Regions from separate parts of the Homo sapiens genome. Here regions 1 and 2 are each linked to region 3. A link is a contact called in ENCODE Hi-C or POLR2A ChIA-PET data. All regions are on one chromosome and are shown on one strand. The core of a region is the stretch at or near the end of the contact, and the rest is flanking DNA. Distances in the headings are between cores, read along the strand shown.

The links. Hi-C counts contacts between places; a loop is a spot of excess contacts on that map. ChIA-PET counts read pairs that join two places held with the same protein, here RNA polymerase II (POLR2A). Pooled maps may share reads with other maps.
Region 1: a pooled map shows a loop between it and region 3 (6-fold over the local background). The contact joins two enhancer-like sites. A Hi-C loop is called at or near these places in 7 of 50 pooled maps. POLR2A ChIA-PET finds 5 or more read pairs at or near these places in 3 of 52 experiments (BJ, activated naive CD8-positive, alpha-beta T cell and endothelial cell of umbilical vein).
Region 2: a pooled map shows a loop between it and region 3 (2.9-fold over the local background). The contact joins the promoter of GPAT3 here to the enhancer-like site in region 3. A Hi-C loop is called at or near these places in 3 of 50 pooled maps. POLR2A ChIA-PET finds 5 or more read pairs at or near these places in 3 of 52 experiments (A673, HEK293T and OCI-LY7).

What each region holds. Positions count from the first base shown.
Region 1 is chr4:83,348,716-83,352,006 of GRCh38, forward strand. No RefSeq gene overlaps it. Among named protein-coding and RNA genes, the nearest start is that of HPSE, 16 kb to the left of the region's middle. Within about 2 kb of position 1,641, at least 4 of the 41 ENCODE cell types and tissues checked have a DNase peak (open chromatin) inside an H3K27ac peak, as active enhancers do.
Region 2 is chr4:83,534,022-83,537,671 of GRCh38, forward strand. It overlaps GPAT3 (glycerol-3-phosphate acyltransferase 3), which reads left to right and starts at 2,087. Exons shown (of 12, transcript NM_032717.5): 1 at 2,087-2,742. The coding sequence starts at 2,602.
Region 3 is chr4:83,072,733-83,076,344 of GRCh38, forward strand. It overlaps COPS4 (COP9 signalosome subunit 4), which reads left to right. Exons shown (of 10, transcript NM_016129.3): 10 at 2,565-3,086. The coding sequence ends at 2,698. Among named protein-coding and RNA genes, the nearest start is that of COPS4, 39 kb to the left of the region's middle. Within about 2 kb of position 1,444, at least 2 of the 41 ENCODE cell types and tissues checked have a DNase peak (open chromatin) inside an H3K27ac peak, as active enhancers do.

The DNA of each region.
Region 1 (3,291 bases), core at 391-2,890, 280 kb after region 3:
AATATTAAGTCCACAGTGGCAGACCATCCACATCAATTTGCAAAAAAAGAAAATTAACCTTGTTCATGTCTTAACTGAAGAGGACTGATGATCAATAGCAGGAGAAATAACCAACACCATTAGACATCTCAATTGGTTCAGCTTACACAATTCTGACTGAAAAATTAAAGTTGAGCAAACTTTCCACTCGGTGTGTACATAAACCAGCTGCAGGCAAGAGCAGAGCTTTCAATGGAAATTTTAAACAAGTGGGATCAAGATCCTGAGGCATTTCTTCGAAAAATTGTAACAGGACATGGAACACGGCTGAAGACAAAGCACAATCAAAGCAATGGCTACCAAGAGATGAAGTGGTCCAGTCAACGCACAGTGAACTGGGCCAGAGCAAAAGGTCATGGCGACATTTTTCTGCGGATGCTCAAGGCATTTTGCTTATTGACTTTCTGGAGGCCCAAAGAACAATAACATCTACATATTATAAGAGTGTTTCGAGAACATTAGCCAAAGCTTTAGCAGAAAAATGCCTGGGATAGCTTCAGCACAGAGTCCTTCTCCACCATGACCATCCTCCTACTCATTTTTCTCATCAAACAAGGGTAATTTTGTGAGAGCTTCTATGGGAAATCATTAGGTATCCATCTTAAAGTCCCGTTTGGCACCTTTTAACTTCTTTTTGTTTCCTAATCTTAAAAAATCTTTCAAGGGCACCCATTTTTCTTCAGTCAATAATTTTAAAAAGACTGCATTGACATGGTTACATTCCCAGGACCCTCCGTTCTTTAGGGAGAAACTAAATGAAGGGTATCTTTGCTGGAGCTTATGTTCAGAAATAAAGTTTATATATATATATTTTGTTTGTTTGTTTGTTTGTTTGTTTTTTGAGACACGGTCTCACTTTGTCGCCTAGGCTGGAGTACAGTGGCATGATCTCGGCTCATGACAACCTCCGCCTCCTGGGTTCAAGCAATTCTCCTGCCTCAGCCTCCTGAGTAGCTGGGATTATAGGTGCATGCCACCATGCTTGGCTAATTTTTGTATTTTTCGTAGAGACAGGGTTTCACCATGTTGGCCAGGCTGGTCTTGAACTCCTGACCTCAAGCAATCTGCCCACCTCGGCCTCCCAGAGTGCTGGGGTTACAGGCGTGAGCCACCATGCCCAGTCAAAGTTTACATTTTTTATTTTTGTATTTTAATCAAATAATCTCGGCTCACTGCAACCTCCTCCTCCCGGATTCAAGCCACTCTCCTGCCTCAGCCTCCCAAGTAGCTGGAAGTACAGGTGCATGCCACCACACCCAGCTAATTTTTGTATTTTTAGTAGAGACGGGGTTTCACCATGTTGGCCAGGCTGGTCTTGAACTCCTGACCTCAAGTGCCTGCCTTGGCCTCCCAAAGTGCTGGGATTACAGGCGTGAGCCACCACGCATGGTCCCAAGAACTTTTTGAAGTCCTCTTGTACACACAACAAAATATTATTCAGTCTTAAAAAGGAAGGAAATTCTGACACATGCTACTACCCTGAGGATATTATGCTAAATGAAATAAACCAGTCACAAAAAGACAAGTATTGTTAAGTCCATTTATATGAGGTATCTAAAGTAGTCAAATACATAGAAACAGAAAGTAAAACAGTGATTTCCAGGCATGAGGGGGAGGGCAAAAAGGGGAGTTGTTTTTCAATGGTTATAGAGTTTCAGTTTTACGAGATAAAAAGTTTTGTAGATCTGTTTCACAGTCACGTGAATATACTTAGCACTACTAGATTGTTCACTTGGAAACGGTTAAGATGGTGAATTTTATGTGTTTTTTACCACGATTTTTAAAAGCTTTAAAATTTAGTATACATAGCAAAGGAATAGAGAATAAAGTAAATATTGTCATAATCTTACAGGCTAGAAATAATTAGCATTATTGGTATGTGTTCTTCCATACTTTTTTCCCTATGAATAGACACATACATACACAAACACACATATTTATTTCAATTAAATATGAGATCACACTATACCCACTTAATAATTGAAAAGGATATCTTTTCACTGTAATAAACATGTTTTCATGCTCCATTTTAATAGCTGCAGAGTTTTTTACATATTAGATGTGTGGCAGCGTAAAACTTTGGCAGCAGTTCTCAAAATTTCTGATCCCAGGAACCATTTACACTATTACAAATTACTGGGGATTCCAAAGAGTTTTTTTCACATGGGTTACATCTGCAATATTTGATGCACTAAAAATTAAAACTGAGACATTTAAAAAATATTTGTTAAATAATTAAGAGTAACTATAACAAATACTTTTTTTCTTTTAGAGACAGGATCTTGTTCTGTTACCCAGGCTGAAGGTCAGTGGCATGATCATAACTCACTGTAACCTCAAACTCTTGGGCTCAAGCAATCCTCTCACCTCAGCCTTCCAAGTAGCTAGGACTGCTGTCAAGTACCATCACACCTGGCTTATTTATGTATTTATTATTTTACTTTAAAGTTCTGGGACACATGTGTAGAACATGCAGGTTTGTTGCATAGATATACATGTGCCATGGTGGTTTGCTGCATCTATCAACCTGTCATCTAGGTTTTAAGCTCCGCATGCATTAGGTATTTGTCCTAATGCTCTCCCTCCCCTAGCTCCCACACCCCCCGACAGGTACCGGAGTGTGATATCTCCCTGTGTCCATGTATCCTCATTGTTCAGCTCCCACTTATGAGTGAGAACATGCCATGTTTGGTTTTCTGTTCCTCCTGGCTAATTTTTAAAAAACATCTTTTGTAGAAATGGGGGTCTTGCTATGTTGCCAAGGCTGGTCTCGAACTCCTGGCCTCAAGTGATTCTCCTGCTTTGTCCTTCCAAAGTGGTGGGATTACAAGCATGAGCCACTGCACCTGGCCATAAACACATTTCATATTAATATAAATAGCATATTTTTATTAAAAAAACTATGTTTAAAACAAGAAAATCAGCGAGAAAAGTAGCATTGTTTTATCTGCAAATCACTTTAGTGTCTCACTTAACAAAAGGCGGCTGGATTCTCACTTAACAAAAGGTGGCTGGATTCTTACATGAATATCAACATTAAATTTGTTACATCATAATACATCATGTAGTGTCTGGAAAATCGCACTGTCCTCTCAGGAGAGAATGAGGGTGAAAGGAACAAATGACATTTTAATATTATTATGAAAAGAGTTTTGACTTCACAGACCCCTTGCAGGGGTCTCCAGACTCTTAGGAGGTCTGTGGACCACATCTTAGGAATTGTTTTAGAGATGTTACTCTATGTCCCTTTTT
Region 2 (3,650 bases), core at 837-3,336, 460 kb after region 3:
TCACCCTCCTCCATCACTGCAAAGATGAGCCTTTGTTACCCTGGGGAGCCTGTGTTGGCTCTCCTGCCTTTTAGGCAAGAAAAAGATGAAGAGTTTTTGCCCTTGCACCAGGCTGCCTGCTGATCTCTGCATAGAGCTTTGTCATTTACCATGCAGTTTCATGCTCACAATCACTTTCAACCCTGAGAAGAACCCATCTTCCTGATGAGAAAGGTGAAGCACAGAAGCACTTGCTCAAACTTATATGTGTTCGTGCTGCTCTCAATCGAAGACTCCAAATTCCATTTTATTACCATTGCACCATACAGCTGTGGACGAATAATTCTTCCGTAACAGTTAAAACAAAACCAAACCAAAACCATTTTGTGGAGTTTGTTCATGAGCACCAAAAATCACTGGAGAGTGTGTGCACTCAGCACACGCAAAGTTGTGTGTATTATCTCCCTTGTGGGGTAAACTTTGGTACAAGGATTTAGCCTTCCTTAGTTATCTTGGTTTGAGGAAATAAAAGGAAAATAAGAGTTTTGCCTGAACATATGGTGTTAAATATGCCAATATAATATTTGAAGTTTTGCACTCAATATATATAGTGTTTGAAAGCAAGGACTTTGGGCAGCTTTCGGTAGTTGCGTTTTCCGTGTTTTTCTAAACTAGCCAACCTTACAGAGGTTTAATTTTGAGAAACCAAGCTCCTAACACTTCTTCATTCATAACCCTTTTTTTTTTTTTTTAGACTGAGTCTCACTCTGTCTCCCAGGCTGCAGTGCAGTGGCACGATCTCGGCTCACTGCAACCTCCTCCTCCCGGGTTCAAGTGATTCTCCTGCCTCAGCCTCCTGAGTAGCTGGGACTACAGGCGTGCGACACCACGCGGGGCTAATTTTTTTGTATTTTTAGTAGAGACGGGGGTTTCGCCATGTTGGCCAGGCTGGTGTTGAACTCCTAACCTCAGATGATCTGCCCGCCTCGCCTCCCAGAGTGCTGGGATTACAGGCGTGAGCCACCGCGCCCGGTCCATAACCTGGTTTTAATCATCAAGTTATAATTTTTTCCGTTCTTAGTGTGGGAGGGGGCTTGTGACAGCTACCTGGCAGTAAGTACTTAAGGCAGACATCTACATTCTTTACAGAGGGGCTTGTCACTTCGTTGGCTCCCCACTTCCTCCACACCCTGGGCAGGGACCATTTTCTCTGCAATATTTGCTATCAGCGCTGTTTCAATTCAGTTTGCTGGCCCTCTCAGTTTTTTTCCAGCTTGAAACAACACCTGAAAAGTACCTGTAAGAGATTTTGGTCGAATTCAGCGGCAATCTGGAAAATCCCTTCTCAAAATCCCTTCTGCTCATTCTTAAAAATAGTTCTGGTCTCTAAGAGAACAGCAATGTAGTAAATAACATACAGGGTTTTGCCCTTCGTTGCTCTGATAAGGGCTGGCGCGGTAGAAGCGCGGAGCCTGAACACCCAGGAGACACCTGTCAGCTTGGTGAATGAAGGCTTGCGCCGGCCTGGCATTTCTGCTACGCCTAAGCGCGGATAGTATTGGCTGAATGGTAGGGGAAGGTGTGGTTGGAATCTTCCCCCAGAAAGGGAGTGACAGATACTTAGCCGCAGGGTTTCTGTGCCAGGGAGATGGCGGCTCAGTGGGCTAGGCAACGCGTGGAGAGAGCTTCCTACTCTCGGGATAAGCAAGATTGAGCCCCACAGCTGTAGGCCATGTGGGGAAGGAGGTGTGGAAGCCAGAAGCGGCGTACACGGCTGCGTGGTGCGCTCTGCGTTTTCCTGTCCTTGGAAGCCCTTTCCAAGAGTTCGTTTTACACCCACACAAACAAGACCTCAAGCGTCCCAGATACGTCAGCAGTTCATTCTGCGGGTGAAGAAAATATTGACATTTTTCAGATGAAAACTCTCCTCCTGAAAGGACCTTTGCTGAGTGCTGGGGGAGGCGGGGCGCGGGGAAGAACGGAGACCGCCCAGGAGGCTGCGGCACTCCTGGGCTAAGTACTGCCAGGGAGCTCCCCCGTTGGGTGACGGAGGAGGTGGGGCGAGGGCAGCGCGCAGAAATAGGGCGCTGGGCGCCCGAGCGCAGCCAGCTTCCAGCACAGCCCGCGGCCCGGTGCCAGCTCCGCCGGCGACCGGTGTGCCAAAGTGCGGTGCTCCCGCAGGGAACCTGGCTCGGGGAGGGCCTCCGTGAGTCATCTGCTGAGTTGTCGCAATCGCCACCCAGAGGAAATCAGGCACCGGGCGGGGCGGGTTCCTGGCTGCGCTCGCGCGCTCTGCCCGCGCCGCGGTGTGCCTCCGCTTACCCGCAGCTCCGACCACTGGCTCGCGCTACCCAGGTCTCCGCACGCCGCGGTGGCTTCAGCCCAGACCTGGGCAGCCAGCGGAGAAAGAGTTAACTGGCAGGGGCGAGGAGGAGCCCAGGGAGGAAGGAAGGATATTGCCGTAATTCTGAAAGTTTTTTTCCTTCCTCTCTTCCCTTCGCAGAGGTGAGTGCCGGGCTCGGCGCTCTGCTCCTGGAGCTCCCGCGGGACTGCCTGGGGACAGGGACTGCTGTGGCGCTCGGCCCTCCACTGCGGACCTCTCCTGAGTGGGTGCGCCGAGTCATGGAGGGCGCAGAGCTGGCCGGGAAGATCCTTTCCACCTGGCTGACGCTGGTTCTCGGCTTCATCCTTTTACCTTCGGTCTTCGGAGTGTCTCTGGGCATCTCCGAGATCTACATGAAGATCCTAGTGAAAACTTTAGAGGTGAGTGCCGGGAGGGATGCAGCCAGCCCCACACCGCTGCGGGCTGAGAACCCGGGGGTCCAGTTCTCAAGGTCAGTGGTCGCGAGTCAGGGGTGTGTGTGCGCGCGTGTGCATGCGTGCGTGCATTTCTGTTCCTTGCCCGCAGCAGTGCGAAAGTCAGCATCTCGGCTTCTTTCGCGGAGCTGGAGGGATCTAGGCTGGAACCACTGGACCACTCTGTTGTTTCTCTGGTCGAAGGCGAAAAAATCATTCCACTCCCTGAGCATCGTTATTATTTTACTGATTAGAATAACAACAATGCGACCAACTTTTTGTATCAGAGGATTTGCTTATATCCATTATGCAGTGCAGTTTCCGCTTCACCCGCTTGTTTTTACAGCCCCAGGTTTCAGAGGTCCTTTTGTGTACTAAGGCATCCAGTTCAGAAAGGCATCATGTTCTTCTTTATGCCCAAGATAAGAGACCAATTGCTGGATGGCAGAAAGAAATCTTATTTTATTTTAGTGGAGTCATGGAAATTTTATCTAACCAACAGCACTTGAAATGCCATTGAAAAGGTATATATTCTTTGACCTCAGGTCTCCCTACCCTCCTGTTTCCAAATCCTGCAAAGAAAAATGTTAGATGGAAGTAGGCCTGGTAGAGAACAACTGCAGCTTACTCTTAGGGTTTTATTAAGTGTCAAAAGGCTGGGTAGGGTAGGGAGGGCAAGTGCCAACCCCCTTTTACAGAGAGGGAAACTGAGAGTCAGAGATCAGTGGTTTCTTTGAATTAAGTGTTAGAAGCAGGAGTCTTTTTTTAAAAAAAAATTTAATTATATGTATAATATGTGTGTGTGTGTGTGTGTGTGTGTGTGTGTGTGTATATTTAACATAAGAGACAGGGTCTTGCTATCTTGGCTAGGCTGG
Region 3 (3,612 bases), core at 194-2,693:
ATATCTGATTAGGTTCCACATATATGTTTGCATCTATTTCTGTACTCTGGTTCCACTGATCTGCAATAATATGGTAATAAACAAATTTATAATAAATTTTAGTATTGGTAAAGCAACTCCTGCTTCCCACTCCTTTTTTTTTGTTAAATTGAAATTCACATGGGCTGGGCACAGTGGCTTATGATTGTGACCCCAATGCTTTGGGAGGTTGAGGTGGAAGAATTGCTTGAGCTCAAGAGTTCAAGTCTAGCCTAGGCAACATAACGAGACCCCATTTCTACAGGATAAAAGAAAAAAAGAAGGAAATTCACCTAACAGAACAGTAGCCATTTTAAAGTAAACAATTCAATGGCCTGTAGTATATTTACAATGTTGTACAACCTCTATCTCTGTCTAGTTTCACGACATTTTCATCTTTCCAAAGGAAGCCCTTGCCCTTTAAGCAGTTACTCTCCATTCCTTCCTTCCCCCAGCTTCTGGCAACCACCAATCCATCTTCTGTCTCTGGATTTACCTAGTCTGGATAGTTCATATAAATGGAATCATACAATATGTGACATGTGACCTTTTGGCTGATTCCACTCAGCATAGTATCTTTAGGGTTCATCCATGTCATGGCAGGTAATCAGTGCTTCATTCATTTTTATAGCCGAATAGCATTTCATTGGATGTATATACCTCAATTCCACCACTGGTTTTCATTTTCAGAATTATCTTGGCCATTCTCAAACACCAATTTTTTTATGTTAACTTTAATAATTTTGGCCTGGTTAGAAAGCAAAATAGAAAAAAAAAGGGGGATTGTCTTTGGGATTTCTTTAAATTTATTTATTAAAGGAGAAGGATTGATATTTTTATGTTATTGTATATTTCCACCTGGGAATGTGATTTGTGTCTACTCAAGTTATCTTTTGCCCTTTATTAAGATTTTATAGGTTGCGGCTGGGCGTAGTGGCTCACGCCTGTAATCCCAGCACTTTGGGAGGCTGAGGCGGGCGGATCACGAGGTCAAGAGATTGAGACCATCCTGGCCAACCAACATGGTGAAACCCCGTCTCTACTAAAAATACAAAAATTAGCTGGGCGTAGTGGTGCATGCCTGTAGTCCCAGCTACTTGGGAGGCTGAAGCAGGAGAATCCCTTGAACCTGGGAGGTGGAGGTTGCAGTGAGCTGATATCGCGCCACTGCACTCCAGCCCAGATGACAGAGTGAGACTCCGTCTCAAAAAAAAAAAAAGATTTTATAGGTTGCTTTTTCACTAAATATGTGCCCTTTTTTGTAAATTTTGGTACTGTTTTGAATGGGACATTCCTCTCAATTTTTTATTTCTAACTATATAGTGTTGGTAAGAGAAAACCCTGGTGGATTCAAGATGACTTTTTTTGAGGGATTTAAATGGTATGATATTTATCCTTCAGTCAAGTACAGATTTGAATGTGTAAACAGACTTGCTTTCCCCAGTAGGTGGCAGTGTCTTAGGAATCTGCAAGCCTTGGTGATGAAAAGACAGCCTCAGTCTTTTTTTGTTGTGGTTGAGGTTGTTGGGTTAGTCGGTTTTATTTCGTTTTCACTAGTAGTAGTAATAACATGCATCTGTATGTATTTGTTTTATACCTTGTGCCAGTAATTTGGGTACTTTTGAAATGCTAGAAATTTAAAAAAAGAAAAAACACTTTTCTTAACTGCTGTTTAAATAGCTTAGTTTTATTAGCCAAGATTTTTTAGAGGTTTTTTTTTTTTTTTTTGGAGATGGAGTTTCACTCTTGTCGCCCAGGCTGGAGTGCAGTGGTACGATCTTGGCTCACTGCAACCTCTACCTCCTGGGTTCAAGTGATTCTCCTGTCTCAGCCTCCCGAGTAGCTGGTATTACAGGCGCCCGCCACCACGCCCGGCTAATTTTTGTATTTTTACTTTTCTTTTTTTTTTTTTAATTCTTTAATCTTTGTATTTTTAGTAGAGACACGGTTTTGCCATGTTGGCCGGGCTGGTCTCAAACTCCTGACCTCAGGTGATCTGCCTGCCTCGGCCTCCCAAAATGCTGGGGTTACAGGCGTGAGCCACCATGCCTGGCCTGAGTTTTAGACTTTTAAAAGCTAATAGAAGTATTGGCTGGACGCGGTGGCTCATGCCTGTAATCCCAGCACTTTGGCAGGCCAAGGCGGGTGGATCATGAGGTCAGGAGTTCAAGACCAGCCTGGCCAAGGTGGTGAAACCCCATCTCTACTAGAAATACAGAAATTAGTCACGGTGGCAGGTGCCTGTAATCTCAGCTGCTTGGGAGGCTGAGTCAGGAGAATCGCTTGAACTCAGGAGGTGGAGGTTGCAGTGAGCCGAGATCCTGCCACTGCAGTCTAGCCTGAGTGACAGAGCAAGACTCCATCTCAAAAAAGAAAAGTATTTATTGTTTTTATTTTTTTTGAATAGCTTTTTTCTGTTTTTTAGGTATTTAAAAGGAACATGCCTCTTCCAAGAATAGGCATGTAAAAAGTATATATCTTTTAACTCACAGTTGCTGTGAATACAAAGGAATAATTTTAATTTTGTACATTTTTTTTCCCCTTAGCACGAGAAGCCCTGCCAACGTGGGATAAGCAGATCCAATCACTTTGTTTCCAAGTGAATAACCTTTTGGAGAAAATTAGTCAAACAGCACCAGAATGGACAGCACAAGCCATGGAAGCCCAGATGGCTCAGTGAATCCTTGCAGAACTTCTGTGCACATGACATCTTTTTCCATGTTGTGCAGATCAGTTTCACTATCTCCAAAGCATTTGCATCATGACCTTATACATTTCAATCCCTTTTATGCTGGATTCCGTTTAAAGAAGACATTATTAGAGCAGGAAGTACAAGCATTTAAAATATGTAGTTCCCATATATTTCAGGGTCTCTGTGTATTAAGCTAACTCAGATGTTTTGAAAGCTTTTTCTTTAAACAGAGGTGAAATATCTGTGGCTAAAAAGTTTGAGATTTGTGATAACTTTGTAGTCATGTAAAACTTAAGTGCTTCATGCCTCTCCAAATGTGGTTATTCTAATAAATGGAGAAATGAGCCAAATAAAAGTAGTACTTTGTTTTTAGTTAGCGAAGAGTATTTTGTTCCCTTTTCCTTCGGTTCAGCAGACATTGATTTATGCCCTATGCTAGAAATACAAAGATGAGTCATAATGCCTGTTCTCCAGGCATCCAAAGAGTCAAAGAGCCAAGAGACAGTAAGTTTAATACTTGTATTTGCTCCAGCTACTAGAGCACACAGAGAGTAGCTCTTCAGTTAGGAGAGAGAAGTCAGGGAAGGCCTCCACAGAGGGTTATTTTAGCTGAGCTTTATAGAAAAACATGGGGAAAGGACTTGAAAAAGTATGTAGGTGACTTTTAGTATCAGCTCCAACATGTAAAGAGCTTGGAAGTCATCACATCCCTCCTCACAGCAAAAACAAACAAAAAACTGTACAGATTGGAATATCAATGGCTTTTCTTAGATCCATGGAAGAATTAAAGTCATAGGACAAACCACCACTCAAAACCCTGGAGAGACAGGCAAATACAGAGAATCACAATTGGGATCAGCTTACTGGGAGAAGAGGCTGCTGGTCAGTGACTGCTAGGAACA